2 separate regions of the Homo sapiens genome follow, and region 2 is linked to region 1. Evidence: chromatin loops called from intact Hi-C (ENCODE). Cell type or tissue: heart right ventricle. All regions are shown on one strand. Each heading gives the region's core, and the rest is flanking DNA. Links, peaks and the distances in the headings are about the cores only. Region 1 holds the start of LOC100130987 (a long non-coding RNA gene). Region 2 overlaps RHOD (ras homolog family member D).

The links. Hi-C counts contacts between places; a loop is a spot of excess contacts. Peaks named below come from ENCODE experiments on the same cell type or tissue, not always from the same donor. Only the 100,000 strongest peaks of a DNase experiment are listed, where the experiment ranks them.
Region 2: a loop joins it to region 1, with 2.1 times the contacts of the local background. A loop is called at or near these places in 55 of 110 quality-filtered maps.

Annotation. Positions count from the first base shown.
Region 1 is chr11:67,314,422-67,322,744 of GRCh38, forward strand. It overlaps LOC100130987 (a long non-coding RNA gene), which reads left to right and starts at 3,418. Exons shown (of 4, transcript NR_024469.1): 1 at 3,418-3,776; 2 at 6,849-6,912. RefSeq lists enhancers at 3,049-3,098, 3,139-3,568 and a silencer at 3,789-3,838. In heart right ventricle, for the core only: a CTCF peak has its summit at 3,319 (motif pointing left); a DNase peak (open chromatin) is centred at 3,350; H3K4me3 peaks cover 2,416 bases; H3K27ac peaks cover 1,760 bases.
Region 2 is chr11:67,067,029-67,075,351 of GRCh38, forward strand. It overlaps RHOD (ras homolog family member D), which reads left to right. Exons shown (of 5, transcript NM_014578.4): 4 at 3,397-3,531; 5 at 4,407-4,989. The coding sequence ends at 4,574. Among named protein-coding and RNA genes, the nearest start is that of RHOD, 14 kb to the left of the region's middle. RefSeq lists an enhancer at 6,893-7,393. In heart right ventricle, for the core only: CTCF peaks have their summits at 4,870 (motif pointing left) and 5,069; a DNase peak (open chromatin) is centred at 4,863; H3K4me3 peaks cover 800 bases.

The DNA of each region.
Region 1 (8,323 bases), core at 86-8,085:
TGGGTGGGGTGGTGGTGAGAGTGTCGGGGTAAGCCAAGGCCAGGCCCTGCCCCTCCTGCAGCCTGTGCATCTCAGAAGGCAGGTCCAATCAGGAACTCAGAGCTGTGGGGCTCACTAGAATCCACTAGAATCCAGGAGGATTCTAAGAAGTAAGAAGTCAGCAAACAGGGAAATGAAGACTGGAGGGGAAACCGCATCAAAAATACAGACAAGAGGGTGCCGGGTGTGGTGGCTCATGCCTGTAATCCCAGCACTTTGGGAGGCTGAGGCAGGCGGATTGCTTGAGCCCAGGAGTTCGAGACCAGCCTGAGCAACATGGTGAAACCCCATCTCTACAAAACAAAACAAAACTACAAACAATTAGGAACCCTATTGGCTGGGTGCAGTGGCTCACGCCTGTAGTTCCAATACTTTGGGAGGCTAAGGTGGTTGGATCACCTGAGGTCAGGAGTTCGAGACCAGCCTGGCCAATGTGGCAAAACACTGTCTCTACTAAAAATACAAAAATTAGCTGGGTGTGGTGGCGTGCACTTGTAATCCCAGCTATTTGGGAGCCTGAGGCAGGAGAATTGCTCGAACCTGGGAGGCTGAGGTCGCAATGAGCCAAGATTGCGCCATTGCACTCCAGCTTGGGTGACAGAGTGAGACTCCGTCTCCAAAAAAAAATAAAAATAAAAAAAACCCTATGTATACACAAAGCTCACCCAAATTGCTAAAGGGGCAAAAAATAATAAGAAGGATATAAAATGAAAAGTAAATCTCACTCCTACTCTGTCCTCTAGTCCTTCACATCTACTCAGGCAATGACTTGTTACCAGCTGCCTTTGATGCCCTCCAGGTACCCCATGCTTATGTAATCAAATATATTGGTATGTGTATTTTTTAAAAATACAGACAATAGCATGTTAACATACTATTCTACACTTTGAAAATTGGTTCATATCAGAGTTCCACATCGGTACCGTGGTGTTATATATACATTGGTTTTCATCCAGGCTCCTGGCTCATAACCCTCATAGCCCTTGTTCAGTCTTTTGTTCTAATGTTGAGTGTGTCAGGCCTCAGGAGCAGGCCGCAGGAAACAACCTCTTGACATTCTGCCCTCCTCTCCCTTGCCCCAAGGCAGGGCTCTACTGTTCACCCTCACTTTCAGATTGTGGGTTATAAGACCCTCCCCAGAGAGACCCTCCTCCTCACTCTATACCCTGGTGTAAGGAATGCTGATGTCATGAAGCTTCCATTAAAAACCCAAGAGGACTGGCTTCTTGGAGCTCTGGGTAGCTGACCATGTGCAGGTTCCTCCCCGGTGGTGCACCTAGGGAGGGTGTGCACACTCCGCACCCTCCCCCGTGCACATCTTTTCACCTTTATCCTTTGTAGTATCCTTTATAATAAGCCACTAAACGTAAGTGTTTCTTTGAGTTCTGTGAGCTGCTCCAGCAAATTAATCAAACCGAAAGAGGGGATCGTGGGAACCCCAACTTGAAGCTGGTCAGGCAGAAGTTCTGGAGGCCTGGACTTTTGACTGGGATCTGAGGGGAGGGAGATGCAGTCTTGGGGGCTGAGCCTCAACCTGTGCGATCCGACACTATCTCCCGGTAGACAGAGTTGGAATTGAATTGGAGGCCACCCAGCTGGTCTGTTGCTTGGTGTGTGGGGAGAAAAACCCCACACCTTTTTTTTTTTTTTTTGAGATGGATTCTCACTCTTGTCCACCCAGGCTAGAGTGCAATGGCGCAATCTTGGCTCACTGCAACCACCACCTTCCAGGTTGAAGCGATTCTCCTGCCGCAGCCTCCCGAGTAGCTAGGATTACAGGTGCCCACCACCATGCCTGGCTAATTTTTTTTGGTATTTTTAGTAGAGATGGGGGTTTCACCATGCTGGCGAGGCTGGTCTCGAACTCCTGACCTCAGGTGATCCACCCGTTTCGGCCTCCCAAAACGCTAGGATTACAGGCGTGAGCCATTGCGCCTGGCCAACCCAATATCTTTGGTCACCAAAGTCTTACGTGTTGATAATTGTGATGGTGTGAGAGCAGAGGAAAAACGCCATTTGAGTTTTCCCCCCAAATAGTACATAAAAGATTTGCCTCATTTAAAAAATAACCACACATGTTCTATTTTATGGAATCCATCAGTTAAGTGGTCATTTATTGATGAACATTTAGGTTGTCTGAGGGCTCCCCCCCGCCCCCATTCCAGGTAATGCTTTATAAAGCACTTTTGTGGCCGGGCGGGGTGGCTCACGCCTGTAATCCCAGCACTTCGGGAGGCCAAGGCGGGTGGATAACGAGGTCAGGAGATCGAGACCATCCTGGCTAACACGGTGAAACCCCGTTTCTACTAAAAATACAAAAAAATTAGCCGGGCATGGTGGCGGGCGCCTGTAGTCCCAGCTACTCGGGAGAATGGCGTGAACCCGGGAGGCGGAGCTTGCAGTGAGCCGAGATAGTGCCACTGCACTCCAGCCTGGGCGACAGAGAGAGACTCCATCTCCAAAAAAAAAAATCTTTTCTTTTTTTTTTTTTGTGCCACGACGCTGGCTAATTTTCATATTTTTAGTAGAAGAGGGGGTCTCGCCATGTTGCCCAGGCTGGTCTCTAACTCCTGACCTCAGGTGATCCACCCCCTCCGTCTCCCAAAGTCCTGGGATTACAGACGTGAGCCACCGCGCCTGCCCCAATACCATCGTTTTCTAGAAATGAGGAAACTGAGGCTCAGAGAAGTAACTACTAATCTCTAACAGAGCCGGAATCAGATCCTAGGTTTCTAGATTCTCATTCCAAGAGACTAACGCGGGAGCGGGGAAGGTGGCTCCTGGGCAGTCAACTGACTGCACATTTCCGCCCAAGGCGGGACCTGGATCCAGAAGTGCTTGGAGCTCGCGGGTGGGAGGATCAGGATGACTGCTGCTCCCGGAGCCCGACTTCAACTCCCACCGGGCATAGGAGCCTCTCAGCAGCGCGAGGGGTCGCCCAGCCTGGACCTGGAACGCTTGCAGCACGACCGTCGCGCGCTTCCCTCCGGAACCAGCTCCCACCGTCACAGCCCCCTCCCTCGGCCGCTCCCGGCTCAGCCCAGGCTGGGGCGGGGCCTCGGAAGCAACTGCCCTCGCCCTAGCCAGGGCTGCCGCTTGTTAGGCCAAGTTTTCAAACGGCAAAATCAACCGCGCTGAAGAGACTGTGCCTCCTTCTCTTCACTCCGCATCCCAGACGCCTCAGAGAAACTACCTTTCAGACCTTCGCGGCCTCTCCTGCGCCCGCAGCGCCCGGCAGCTGGGGACCCGGGCTTAGCCACATCGACCGCAACGTTCGCGCGCCACCTTGTGTCCATTCCCTTAGCCTCCAGGGACAACCCGGAAACCACATTTCCCAGCGTGCCGAGCGCCTCTGCGCAGGCGCAAAGAGTTTCCCTCGTTGCCATGGGAACCTCGCCCCTTCTAGAGTCCTGGCCGCTTGACTCAGCTAAGCGCGAAGGTGTTGTTTCTTCCTGAGGTGCGCTGGGGCTGGGACCCGGTCTGCAGAAGGTCCAGGGGATGGCGTCGGGGGATTGAGGAGAGGAGACCAAGCCGGCCTTGCCTCCGGGACCAGCGCTTCCAAATTCTCTGGGGCGTCCCGGCGCGCACACGCTCCTGAGGCCTCGGCGTTCTGAGGAAAGGGGCTGGCGTGGCGACCCGGGTCCTCGAGGCCGAGATCTGGCTGTGGCCCGCGAAGCCCCGCTTGCCCGCGCCAGCGTCTTGTCACCCCGAGCCGAGGGCCTGCGCGCGGCCGACAGGTACTCCCGGGCGCTGGCAGCCCACGGGGAGGGTTCGCGGCGCAGGTGAACGCGGAGGTAGAATCAGACAGGGCAGTGAGTGCGCCCGGGGCTGGATCTGGCTCAGCCGCTGGTGGATTCGGAACCCGGGAGGCCCCCAGGCCCGGTGGGCTTCAGTTCCCACGCTCTGTAAAATGGGGCTTGGACTGGAATTCTAGTGTCCATTGAGATTCTGTTGCAGAGCAGCCCCCTGGCTCTGTGTGACCTACGAGTTCCTTCCTCTGTAAAATACGGAGGCTGAGACCGATGATCCTAACGTCTCTTCCTACGGTGCAGTATGTTACACACTGCTGGCCCCATTGCCCCTTATTGCACCCCAAGTGCAAGAAGAAAGAAGGGGACCTGGGATGATCTGAGCAAGACTCTCAGCTTGGGATCTAGAGTCAGAGAAACTTGGGTTTGTGACTTTGGGCAAAGTTAGGACATCTCTTGAGACTCAGCTTCTTCATTTGCAAGATTGGGGATAATGTTAATACTACCTCAGGTTTTTGAGGATTAAATGAGATGACGCATGTAAGTTTTTAGCCCAGGGACTGCATAGAGGAACTGCTATCCCAGGTCCCAACTATCGTTTCTGATAATTTCTACAATAGTCCCTAGCCACCATAAGACCTTTTCTTAATTTTTGAATTCACTTTATTTCTGGGCAAGTTCATTCTCCTAAGCAGGGCGGTTTTTTGCTTTTTGTTCGTTTGTTTATTTTGAGACAGGGTCTCACTGTCACCCAGGCTGGGGTGCGGTGGCGTGATCTCTGCTTACTGCAACCTCCTCCTCCTGGGTTCAAGCGATTATCGTGCCTCAGCCTCCTGAGTAGCTGGGACTACAGGCGTGTGCCATCGCTCCCGGCTAATTTTTGTATTTTTTGTTAGAGATGGGGTTTCACCATGTTGGCCAGGCTGGTCTCAAACTCCTGGCCTCAAGAGATCTGCCCGCCTCGGCCTCCCAAATTGTTGGGATTACAGGCGTGAGCCACCACACCTGGCTAGGCAGGATGGTTTTATAGGCTGATTTTGATGGGGAAACTTGAGTCTTTTCACCCAAGGTTGGATGCTCAAGGCCAGTGTATTGCCTCCCTTCAGCTGTAGGCTGAATTATAGCGTTACCACACAGCATTTAGGGAGGATGCAGGCTTAATGCCACATAGTAGGGTGGATACTTAAGATTCATAGAGGATGTGAGTACTTATGATGCAAAAACAGCTGAATATAGAATTATGTATTTACATAAGACTGGTTACTTTCATGGTTATAAAGAATGCGTAAGAATTCTATGCTGCTTGCATTGAGTTCAAGCTTTGTGTTAATTGAGAAAATTGTAACAAGGAGTTTTAAATTAATGAAAAAAGTATTTTAAAAATCTGGGAACATCCAATAATTTCACGAACAAGCCTTCATTCGTCCAACAAACATCTTTATATGGAAGCTATATTCCGTGAAATTTTTTTTTTTTTTTTGAGACGGAGTCTTGTCTCACTTTGTCTTTCAGGCTGGAGGGCAGTGGTGTGATCTCGGCTCACTGCACCCTCTGCCTCCTGGGTTCAAGCGATTCTCCTGCCTCAGCCTCTCAAGTAGCTGAGATTACAGGCACACGCCACCATGCCTGGCTAATTTTTGTATTTTTAGTAGAGATGAGGTTTCACCATGTTGGCCAGGCTGGTCTTGAACTCCTGACCTCAGGTGATCTGCCCACCTCAGCCTCCCAAAATGGTGGGATTACAGGTGTGAGCCACCACGCTTGGCTTTCCATGAATATTTTTTGAGCACCTACTGTGTACATGGAACTGTGCAGGGTGCTGTGAGGGATATGAAGATGTATAAGACACTCTCTGCCCTCAGGAAATACAGTCTAGTAGAGGAGATCAATTATGCATTTAAAACATATAAAATTCAAGTAGAAAGTGATGTGTCATAGAGAGGTCCAGGTTACTGCTCTGAAGATTCAGAGGCAGGAGAGATCGCTGTCGAGTCACACTGTGTAATGAGAGAATCAAGAAGACAGCTTCTGAACCTCCTAAAGCATGTAAACAATGTGGATATGCCAAGAAGTAGGGAAAAGATATTCTGGGCACCCATTCCATAGCTTTGAGATACATGAAGAAGAGCTATCTGCAGCCCTGATTAAATGGTGAGCTTCTGGGAGGCAGGGACTAGATTTTGGTCAGCGTTTTCCTCCCCTGATTGGCACATGGTTGCCATGGTAAATATTAGTGAATGAATAGGGGCTATGAGTTTCCTGTAGAGAGGAATGGAGCTGTGGTCTCTATATTACCCTGAAGCTCTTTTATTAGACTCACCTGCTGTCTCAGAGCCATTCTTCTAGGGGAAGGAAGCGAATGGGCAGATGATTATGGGGCAAGGGCCATATTGTTGGCATCTTTGGCACAGTACCAGCTGAGAGCCCAGGGAACAAGGTCTCATCAATGGATAGGGGGTTTGTGAGCCTCTTTCCCTGGAACTAAGGTGAAGAACCATGAGGGAAGGAAACGGAAGCATAGGACCATGCAGCAGTCCTCAGGCCAGTGATGGACACTCCCTTGACTCTTGTGTCCATTCTTGGCTTTTCTTTTTCTATGGCTCCTTCCTAGGGAGATTTCTCTCCCATCTGTGACCCAGTTGGGAGTGGGAAACTGTGTCCACCATGCCAGCAGATTGCCAAGGCCTGCCGCTGCTGCACAGGAAGGAAGCTGACTTCAGCCAGGGCCCTGCCATTCTCCAGTTCTGTCCAGGGCTGAACCTGCCCTAGGAGCTAGCCTTGAAGGAGACCCCTTAGAGACAGGTGTCTAATGGCCTGTGGAGGGGAGAATGACCTCAGGAGCTGGGATAGCAAAAGTAGAAAAGGTTGAAAGGAGAATGGCTTGAGGACAGGGCAAATCCTCCCAAGTCCTGTTTAATTCATCCAAGGTCTAGATTCCCCGTGGAATGTTTTGTTGCTCAGAAGGTGGAGTCATCCTTAGAACAAGGAAGCTGGGGAGAGATTAAGCAGGTGCAACCAGACAGGGGATAGAGCACAACTGGCTGTCCTTTTTGTCCCTAGATATGGGATGCTGGAGGACATCTGGGGGCCACAAATGCTCCTTCTCCTGGAGACGCAACTCAAGGTGAGCCTTTACACCATCCTTCTGGCAGCCCGTGCTCCCTCTCCAGAGAATGGTTCTTCCTTTTCATCCTCCTTTCCCACTTCACTCCCGCTCCACAGGCTGCAGGTAAGGGCCTGCAGTGTGTATCAGGATTTCCTTATAGCTAAGTGCATGTGAAGCCTGAGTAGCTCCAGGCCTGGTACTTGATAAGAGGTTATGACAGCCCAGTGCCTGCCATGGAGGCCTCTGTCCACCTACTTCAAGGGCGTTATGGTCCTATACAGTTTACTAAGCACTGGCACTTACATGTGATCTCATTTGACCTCAACAGCTGTAAGGTCTTGTATTGTGACTTTCACTTTTCCACGTGAGGGATCTGATTTCTTAGGTTGTAGGTCAAAGAACTAAATGATGCCACTGAGAGCAGTGATCTTTCCACCACCTCCATAATCACTGACAGGGTGCCATCTGCCTGCTAGTGAGAGCACGGTCCTAGGTTAACCTGAAACTAGACCAAGACTCTCCTTTGTTCCCATTTCAGCTAGAATTTACTGCCCATTTTCCTCAGCGTCTTATCTCAGCACAGCTTCTGCCTGTCATTGGACAAGTTTGATCTGAGTTTCTCTCTCACTCTCATGCTCTCAGTACATGCTGACTTGTTCTCAGGGCACTGAGAACTTGTGCTCTTCCCCTTGACTCTGCCAGGTGCACCCTCTCCCAGATAGGCACCCTGGGTAGCTGTGAGACTTCAGGGGATTCTGTATCTGGGTTAGAGAACCAGGAATAGGAAAACTGTTCTCCCACTGGGTGGGGAAGGAAGTTAGCAAAAGTTTGCCTGATGGGATTGGCCTGGATAGTAATGCTACACCCTATGCGACCCCATCTCATTGGCAGCCCTGGCAGAGCAGCTCAGTGAGCCACAGAGGTAAAGGTGGAAGGTGAGTGCGGCAGGGAATGTAAAGGCTCAGGCTAAAGGCTAAAGCAGGGTCCCACCTGCTGGCATAACTCAAGCCAGAGCCATGGAGGCGGAGGTGGGAGACAGGTTTGGGTAAAGGAGGATGCCCCTGGGGAGAGGGAGCTGGTTATATGCATCCTACCTAATTTATCTTCATATGGCCTGAGAAGGCTTGGAGCTGGCCTGCTTTGCCCAGAACAGCAGCAGCCTGTCTCCCCAGGCAGCACACACTGCTGTGCAGCTCCTCTCTTGGTTTGGCAGACCGACTCCCATCCTCTGATGGCCCTCGAGAGACCTTTTTCACACCCTCCACCCTGCCTGGTGGCTCAGCTAGATGCCTCCCGCAGCTCTGTCCACCGTCTGAGATCTGATCATCCCAAATGTTCCTATGCCAGGCTGAACTCTGCCTTCTCAGAATGTCCTCACTCCTGCCAACCCAAAGCTCTTATTTTCAACACAGAAATGGGAAATTGGGAG
Region 2 (8,323 bases), core at 107-8,106, 250 kb before region 1:
CTGGCACAGGGATTTGGTGGCAGCGTCTGCCCTTCTGACTCCCAGTACAGTGCTCCTTGCCTACCCTATGCTGCAGACTCCGAACACTGTGGCTCTTCCCACGGCGGCTCTGCCTGAGGTTGCTGGGTGAGCCAGAGGCTGCTACATCTCCCCAGCCTGTGCCCGCCCAAGGTGCATGAACAGTCAAGTCAGAGTCCAGCAGCTCTGCGTGGCTGCTGGTTCTCAGAGGCTGCTCATGGGCATCAGGGATGTGGCCCCTTGAATTCCTCTGCTCCAGCTGCCTTTAGCCATGGCACAGCCCCTCACCCACTGCTGCCAGGGCCTCCGAGTTTCCGCAGGGTACAGCCCATGACAGTATTTGCAACAACAACAACAACGGTGACAATTTTAAGGACTGACCACGTGCCAGGCAGTGTTCTTGGTACTTGCATGTATTTACTCATTTACTCCCCCGGCCAACCTTATGGAGTATTATTATTCCCGGATCCAGTCACTCGTCCAAAGATACACATCTATTAAAGTGGTAACACTGGGATTTGAACCCAGGCAGGCTGCTCCGCCCATTCATTCAGAACGAATGATTGAGCACATTCGTTCTGGTGCTGTTCTGGGCATTGGGTACCAGGAGAGATGGTGGTGCCTGGGGCCAGGGTGCTAGCAGTGGGGGTGACGAGAAGGGGGCTGATTCTGAATCGGTCTAGAAGGCGGAGTTTGCTGATGATCAGAGTTTCTTGTTGGATTGGATGTGGGTGGGAGGGAGGAGTTTTTTTGTTTGTTTGTTTGTTTTTTGAAACGGAGTCTTGCTCTGTCACCCAGGCTGGAGTGCAGTGGCGCCATCTCGGCTCACTACAAGCTCTGCCTCCCAGGTTGATACCATTCTCCTGCCTCAGCCTCCTGAGTAGCTGGGACTACAGGCGCCCGCCACCACGCCCGGCTAATTTTTTGTATTTTTAGTAGAGACGGGGTTTCACCATGTTAGCCAGGATGGTCTTGATCTCCTGACCTCGTGATCCGCCCGCCTCGGCCTCCCAAAGTGCTGGGATTACAGGCGTGAGCCACCACGCCCAGCCTGGGAGGAGTTTTTACCAGAGCAGCTGGAAGGTGGAGTTGCCCTTGGCCAAGATGACAAGGAGCAAGCTGGGTTCGGGAGTGGGACATCCTAGTGGAGGTGTCCGGCAGGCAGTGCGATGCATGCGTCTGCAGTTCCTCCGAGCAGGCAGTCCAGCTGGGCAGCCTAAATGCAGCTGCACATTTAGAAGCTACGGGTGCAGTAAAGCCTGGGGGAGGCTGCCCAGGAAGGGAGAGCAGCTAGAGGAGAGGAAAGACCACAGGCTGAACCCCAGGGAGAGGAGGAGGAGGGCAAGGCCCCATAAGACCTAGGAGAGCCAGGAGAGTGGGGTCCTGGGGTGAAGTGCAGGCTCAGTCAGGTAGGAGGGAGTGATGCCCAGGGTCGGGGTTATCGAGGGATCAGTAGGAGCAGGGCTAAGGATTCTCTGATGGTGGCCGGGTGCGGTAGCTCACGCCTTGTAATCCCAGCACTTTGGGAGGCTGAGGAGGGTGGATTATTTGAGGAGTTTGAGACCAGCCTGACCAACATGGTGAAACCCCGTTGCTACTAAAAATACAAAAATTAGCCGGGCGTGGTGGCACATGCCTATAACCCAGCTACTTGGGAGGCTGAGGCAGGAGAATTGCTTGAACCCGGGAGGCGGAGGTTGCAGTGAGCCAAGATCGCACCACTGCACTCCAGTCTGGGCGACAGAGCGGGACTGTCTCAAAAAAGAGAGGATTCACTGCTGGGTTCAGTGGGAGCCACCAAGGAAACCTTTCTCATGGGCAGTTTCGGTGGATGCGGGGGTGTGGGGAATCTGCCAGGGACCCCACAAAGGCCCCATTTGCTTCCAGGAATGAGGTAGTTTGATGCCAATTTTTGTTTGTTTGTTTGTTTGTTTGTTTTGAGACAGAGTCTCACTCTGTCTCCCAGGCTGGAGTGCAGTGGTACAATCTGGGCTCACTGCAACCTCCACCTCCTGGGTTCAAGCGATTCTCCTGCCTCAGCCTCCCGAGTAGCTAGGATTGCAGGCTTGAGCCACCAAGCCCGGCTGATGCCAATTTTTATCAGGCAAGTTTCATGCCCAAACCAGCCGACTTCAGCCGACTTAGTGCTCCTGGAGATAGGAAGCCCCCTCCCGGGATCCCCGGCTCCCCAGCTGTAGTCCAGGCTGAAAGAACTCGGCCCTGGTGGCCTCACATTCTGCAGAGCAGCCCTCCCTCCACCAGGCAAGCAGTTGAGGCAGACAGCTGCTGCAACCATTTTGTGAGCAGATTTATTTATTTATTATTTTTTTGAGACGGAGTCTCACTCTGTAGCCCAGGCTGGAGTGCAGTGGCTCCATCTCAGCTCACTGCAACCTCCGCCTCCCAGGTTCAAGCGATTCTCCTGCCTCAGCCTCCAGAGTAGCTGGGACTACAGGTGCACGCCACCACGCCCAGCTAATTTTTGTATTTTTAGTAGAGACGGGGTTTCCCCTTGTTGGCCAGGCTGGTCTCGAACTCCTGACCTCAGGTGATCTGCCTGCCCTCAGCCTCCCAAAGTGCTGGGATTACAGGCGTGAGCCACCGAGCCCGGCCTGGATTGATTGATTTATTTTTATCTTTTTAATTGATTTATTTATTTATTTTGAGATGGAGTTTCACTCTGTCGCCCAGGCTGGAATGCAGTGGCGCGATCTCAGCTCCCTGCAACCTCCGCCTCCCAGGTTCATGCCATTCTCCTGCCTCAGCCTCCCGAGCAGCTGGGATTACAGGCACCCGCCATCATGCCCACCTAAATTTTGTATTTTTACTAGAGACAGGGTTTCACTGTTGGCCAGGCTGGTCTCAAACTCCTGACCTCAGGTGTTCCACCTGCCTCAGGCTCCCAAAGTGCTGGGATTACAGGCGTGAGCCACCACACCTGGCCCAGATTTGTTTTTAAAGGATCCCTTACTTCCTTATATGTTTTGCTCAGTTTGGTGGGTGTCCATGAGGGCCCTTACCCTGCAGAGAGGAAAGATTCTAGAACGGCAGGAGCAGGGTTCTGAGCCCCACCCCCAGGCTCAAATCCTGCCATTTCCAGCCAAGGCCAAGTTACATCGCCTTTCTGTGCCTCAGTTACCGCACCTGTACAGTGGGATTGGTTGTGAACTTGCTGCCACGGCCTCGGGGAATTAATGGGTCCATACGTGTAAATTCTTAGATGAGGTTCTGGTACCAAATAGTTTCTCCCTAGGTGCTGGCTTTGCTGATTATCCATATCAGAGCTCAGGCTGGGGAGCAAGAGAGTGGTCCACTGAGAGGGCCAGAACTCTCCAGGGCTCACACATGCCCCCCACATGCCCCCTCGCCCCCCTGCAGTGGTACCCAGAAGTGAATCATTTCTGCAAGAAGGTACCCATCATCGTCGTGGGCTGCAAGACTGACCTGCGCAAGGACAAATCACTGGTGAACAAGCTCCGAAGAAACGGATTGGAGCCTGTGACCTACCACAGGGTAGGAAACCCAGCCCGAGGTGGGAGTTGGGGAGGACTGAGTGAGGGGACCTCTGGATGCCTCTCAGTGGCACCAGGTGTCCAGAACGCTCAGGGTGTAGGTCAGAGCTGCGGTCGTCTTAGAGGCTGTCAGAGGTCAGAAACTTCCAGCACTTAGAAATGGTCCCTAGAATATTCTGGGAGCCTCCACAGGCAAAAGGGAGAACAAGGAAGTAGGCATATCAGAGTCAGTTCCACCACCAACCTGAGACCCAGAGAGGGGGCCCAGGCAGGCACCCACATATTCAGACCGTGGGTCCCTCTCTGCTACACGTCTGGGTTCATGGGAAGTTCATTTCTTGGTGCCTTGAGAGGCAAAGAGGCCCAGAACGGAGGTTAAAAACAACGAAGGCTGGCAGGGCGCAGGGGCTCACGCCTGTAATCCCAGCACTTGGGAGGCCGAGGTGGGTGGATCACTTGAAGTCAGGAGTTCGAGACCAGCCAGGGCAAAATAGCGAGACCCTGTCTCTACCAAAAATACAAAAAATTAGCCAAGTGGTGTGGTGGCGGGTGCCTGTAGTCCTAGCTACTCTGGAGGCAGAGGCAGGAGAATCACTTGAACCCGGTTGGAGGAGCTGCAGTGAGCTGAGATCGCACCACTGCACTCCAGCCTGGACGACAGAGCAAGACTCCGTCTCAAAAAAATAATAATAATAAAAATAAAGAAAAGAAAAACAAACATGATGAAGTGCATGAGGGCGCTTGGGCAAGCAGGGATACGGGAGCCATGGGTGCTCCGCAGACCCCACCTTCCACTCTTGTCCGGGAAAAGGAAGCGAGAACGTGAGGCCTGCCCAGTGCCCCCTTCACCGCAGCCCCATCCACCTCTCCCTCTAGGGCCAGGAGATGGCGAGGTCCGTGGGCGCGGTGGCCTACCTCGAGTGCTCGGCTCGGCTCCATGACAACGTCCACGCCGTCTTCCAGGAGGCCGCCGAGGTGGCCCTCAGCAGCCGCGGTCGCAACTTCTGGCGGCGGATTACCCAGGGCTTTTGCGTGGTGACCTGAGCGGCTCGGGGCGTCCCAGCGACGCGGGAAGGGGCAGGGCGCTGACCTGCTGCTGAGCTGGCTGGGCTGGACCCGGTCCCTAGGCTGTGACCGCCGAACTCCACTGCAACAGACGGGCGCCACCAAAGCCAGGCCCTGAGGCCTGGGAGTCCTGGACTGAGAAAGGGGGTTCCTGGGCCCACCTGCTCTGTGTAGGGCTCGTCCTGCGGTGCCCGAGAATCACTCGCTAACCCCTATGCCCGGTCCCGGACCGACATCCTGGAGCCGCCTGTGCAGCCTGATGCCCCCTCGTGGCTGCTCCCAGGGCTGCACCTGCCAGGACCTAATGTTCTTAGGTCCCTCTGGCCAGAACCCACACCCGGCCCCTTCCCACCTGTCATACTGGTAACTGTAACAAGAAAAACGACATCACTTATCATTGTGTCGTGCCTCTTTTTTCTGTTTTCTTTTTTTTGAGACGGAGTCTCGTTCTATCGCCCAGGCTGGAGTGCAGTGGCGCATTTCAGCTCACTGCAACCTGTGCCTCCTGGGTTCAAGCGATTCTCCTGTCTCAGCCTCCTGAGTAGCTGGGATTACAGGCGCGCGCCACCACACCCGGATAATTTTTGTATTTTCTTTAGCAGAGACGGGGTTTCACCATGTTGGTGAGGCTGGTCTCGAACTCCTGACCTCATGATCCACCCGCCTCGGCCTCCCAAAGTGCTGGGATTACAGCCATGAGCCACCACGCCCTGCCTATGCCTCTTGTTTCAAGGTGTCTTTACACACACGTTCCAAGGTAGGTAAAAGCCCACCCCATCTAGGCACTGGGATGGGACTGCTTGGATCCAAACCAGCTTTATTGCTTCCACGACCTTGGGCAAGTTCTTCTGGGCCTCAGCTTCCTCACCTGTGAAATGGATCACAGACTAAGCCATGGAACTTTCGGATGAGTAAGAGGGTCATGAGGACCAACACACGCAAAGAGCTTAGTAGGTGCCTAGCACGCAGTAAGTGCTCACAAAAGGTTCGGCCAGGGCCGAGCACAGTGACTCATGCCTGTAATCCCAGCACTTTGGGAGGCCGACGTGGGTGGATCACGAGGTCAGGAGTTTGAGACCAGCCTGACCAACATGGTGAAACCCCCATCTCTACTAAAAATACAAAAATTAGCCAGGCGTGGTGGCCCACACCTGTAATCCCAGCTACTCCAGAGGCTGAGGCAGGAGAATAGGTTGCAGTGAGCCGAGATCACACCACTGCACTCCAGCCCAGGCAACACAACGAGACTCCTTCTCAAAAAAAAAAAAGGTGTAGCCAGGTGCTGTGGCACACCTGTCCCAGCCACGATTGTACCAGTGCACTCCAGCTTGGGCTACAAAGCAGAAAAAAAAAAAAAAAAAGAAAAAAAAGTGGCCGGGTGTGTTGGCTTACGCCTGTAATTCCAACACTTTGGGAGGCTGAGGCGGATGGATCACCTGAGGTCAGGAGTTCGAGACCAGCCTAGTGGTCACATGGTGAAACCCGGTCTCTACTAAAAATATAAAAATTAGTTGGATGTGGTGGTACGTCCCTGTAATCCCAGCTACTTGGGAGGCTGAGGCTGGAGAATCACTTGAATCCGGGAAGTGGAAGTTGCAGTGAGCTGAGATCACGCCACTGCACTCCAGCCTGGGTGACAGAGCGAGACTCTGTCAAAAAAAAAAAAAAAAAAAAAAAAAAAAAAGGATCTTGACTTCTGACTTCAGAGCAGTTGAGGCTTGTGCAAGAAGAAAAATCTGCAAGAAGTCTGCATAAAAAGCATAACAGCAAAACCATCAAGGGCTCCAAGAACACAGGGAAGTTACAGAGGAGAGCTGTCTGAGCTAGGTTAAGCTCACTAGGCTTGGGGAGAATAGGGAAGAATATTCTGGGTGCAGGGTATGCTTAGGGGAAGAGCAATCAGGCTGGAAATGGAAGCTGGGAAAAGTTGTTTCCCATCCCTGAGCAGGTGAGATTAAAAGTTCAGTGGGGCCTGGTGTGGTGGCTCGCGCCTGTAATCCCAGCACTTTGGGAGGCTGAGAAGGGTAGATCACCTGAGGTCAGGAGTTCGAGACCAGCCTGGACAACATGTTGAAACCCCATCTCTACTAAAAATACAAAAAAATTAGCTGGGCATGGTGGTGGGCACCTGTAAACCCAGCTACTCAGGAGGCTGAGGAAGGAGAATCACTTGAACCCGGGAGGCGGAGGTTGCAGTAAGCCGAGATCACGCCACTGCACTCCAGACTGGGCAACAAGAGCAAAACTCTGTCTCAAAAAAGAACCATAACAATAAATTAATAAATAATAATAATTTAAAAATAAAATATATAAATAATAAAAATTTTAAAAAAAGAAACCTCACAGTGGGGACTGGAATCTAGGTAGGGTTTTCCACGTTGGCCCCTAACACTATTTCACTTGCGGCAGCTCGGCCCTGTAATCTGAGCTGTGAGGCCCCACGTTGCTGAAGCAGTCCCCCACCTGGAGCTGTTTCTGATGAAACTTCCGGGACAGGTGTCAGCAGCTGGTTCTCATTAAGGATCATGTGTATCAGCGCAAAAGAAATGGTCCAGTTCGGCTGGGCGCGGTGGCTCACACCTGTAATCCCAACACTTTGGGAGGCCAAGGCAGGTGGATTGCTTGAGGCCAAGAGTTCAAGACCAGCCTGGCTAACATAGTGAAACCCTGTCTCTATAAAAAACACAAAAATTAGCCAGGTGTGGTAGCACGCATCTGTAGTCCCAGCTACTCAGGAGGCTGAGGCAGGAGAGTTGTTTGAACCTGCGACGCAGTGGTTGCAGTGAGCTGAGAACACACCACTACCCTCCAGCCTGGATGACAGAGTGAGACTCTGTCTCAAAAAAAAGAAAATACATGTTTGGTTTTGGAACTTCCCAAGAGCTTTAATTAGGCTCACAGTACAGTTGGAGAATATTTGGGTTTGAGTCCAGAGCACATGGCCATAGAGTAGCTTAGTGCAGCTTTGGCTGCTGGTTCATGGTTTGGTTCAGATCGAGCCTCCGAGCATAAGAAAGTTACTCATTCAGGCCAGAAATGAAGCTGTGGTGGGGGAGTCATAAGTGCCCTGCTCACCTTGTGGCTTGGCCAGATGGGTAGACAGTGGGGGTGCTCAAACTTCATCTGATTCAGGACACCCCAAGATCTCTCTTAGGAATGACCTCCCCCTCAAGCCCCGGCAGGATTCTTTTTTTTTTTTTTTTACAGACAGGGTCTTGCTCTGTTGCCCAGGCTGGAGTGCAGTGGTGCAATCATAGCTCACTGCAGCCTCAACCTCCTGGGCTCAAGCAATCCTCCTGCCTCAGCCTCCCGAGTAGCTGGGACTACAGTTGCCCACCACACCTGGCTAATCCCCCTGCAGGGTTCTAAGTGCTGTAGAGCAGAGTAGATCATGGGGTGGGCTTGTCACTGAATTGGTTTTAATAAGTTCACATTGACTTAAGACTCACTGAGGCTGGGCGTGGCTGCTCACGCCTGTAATCCCAGAACTTTGAGAGGCCAAGGCAGGTGGATCACCTGAGGTCAGGAGTTCAAGACCAGCCTGGCCCATATGGTGAAACCCCATCTCTACTAAAAATACAAAAATAAGCTGTGTGTGATGGCACGTGCCTGTAATCCCAGCTTCTAGGGAGGCTGAGGCATGAGAATTGCTTCAATCCGGGAGGTGGAGGTTGCAGTGAACCGGGATCACGCCATTGCACTCCCCCTGGGCAACAGAGCGAGACTCT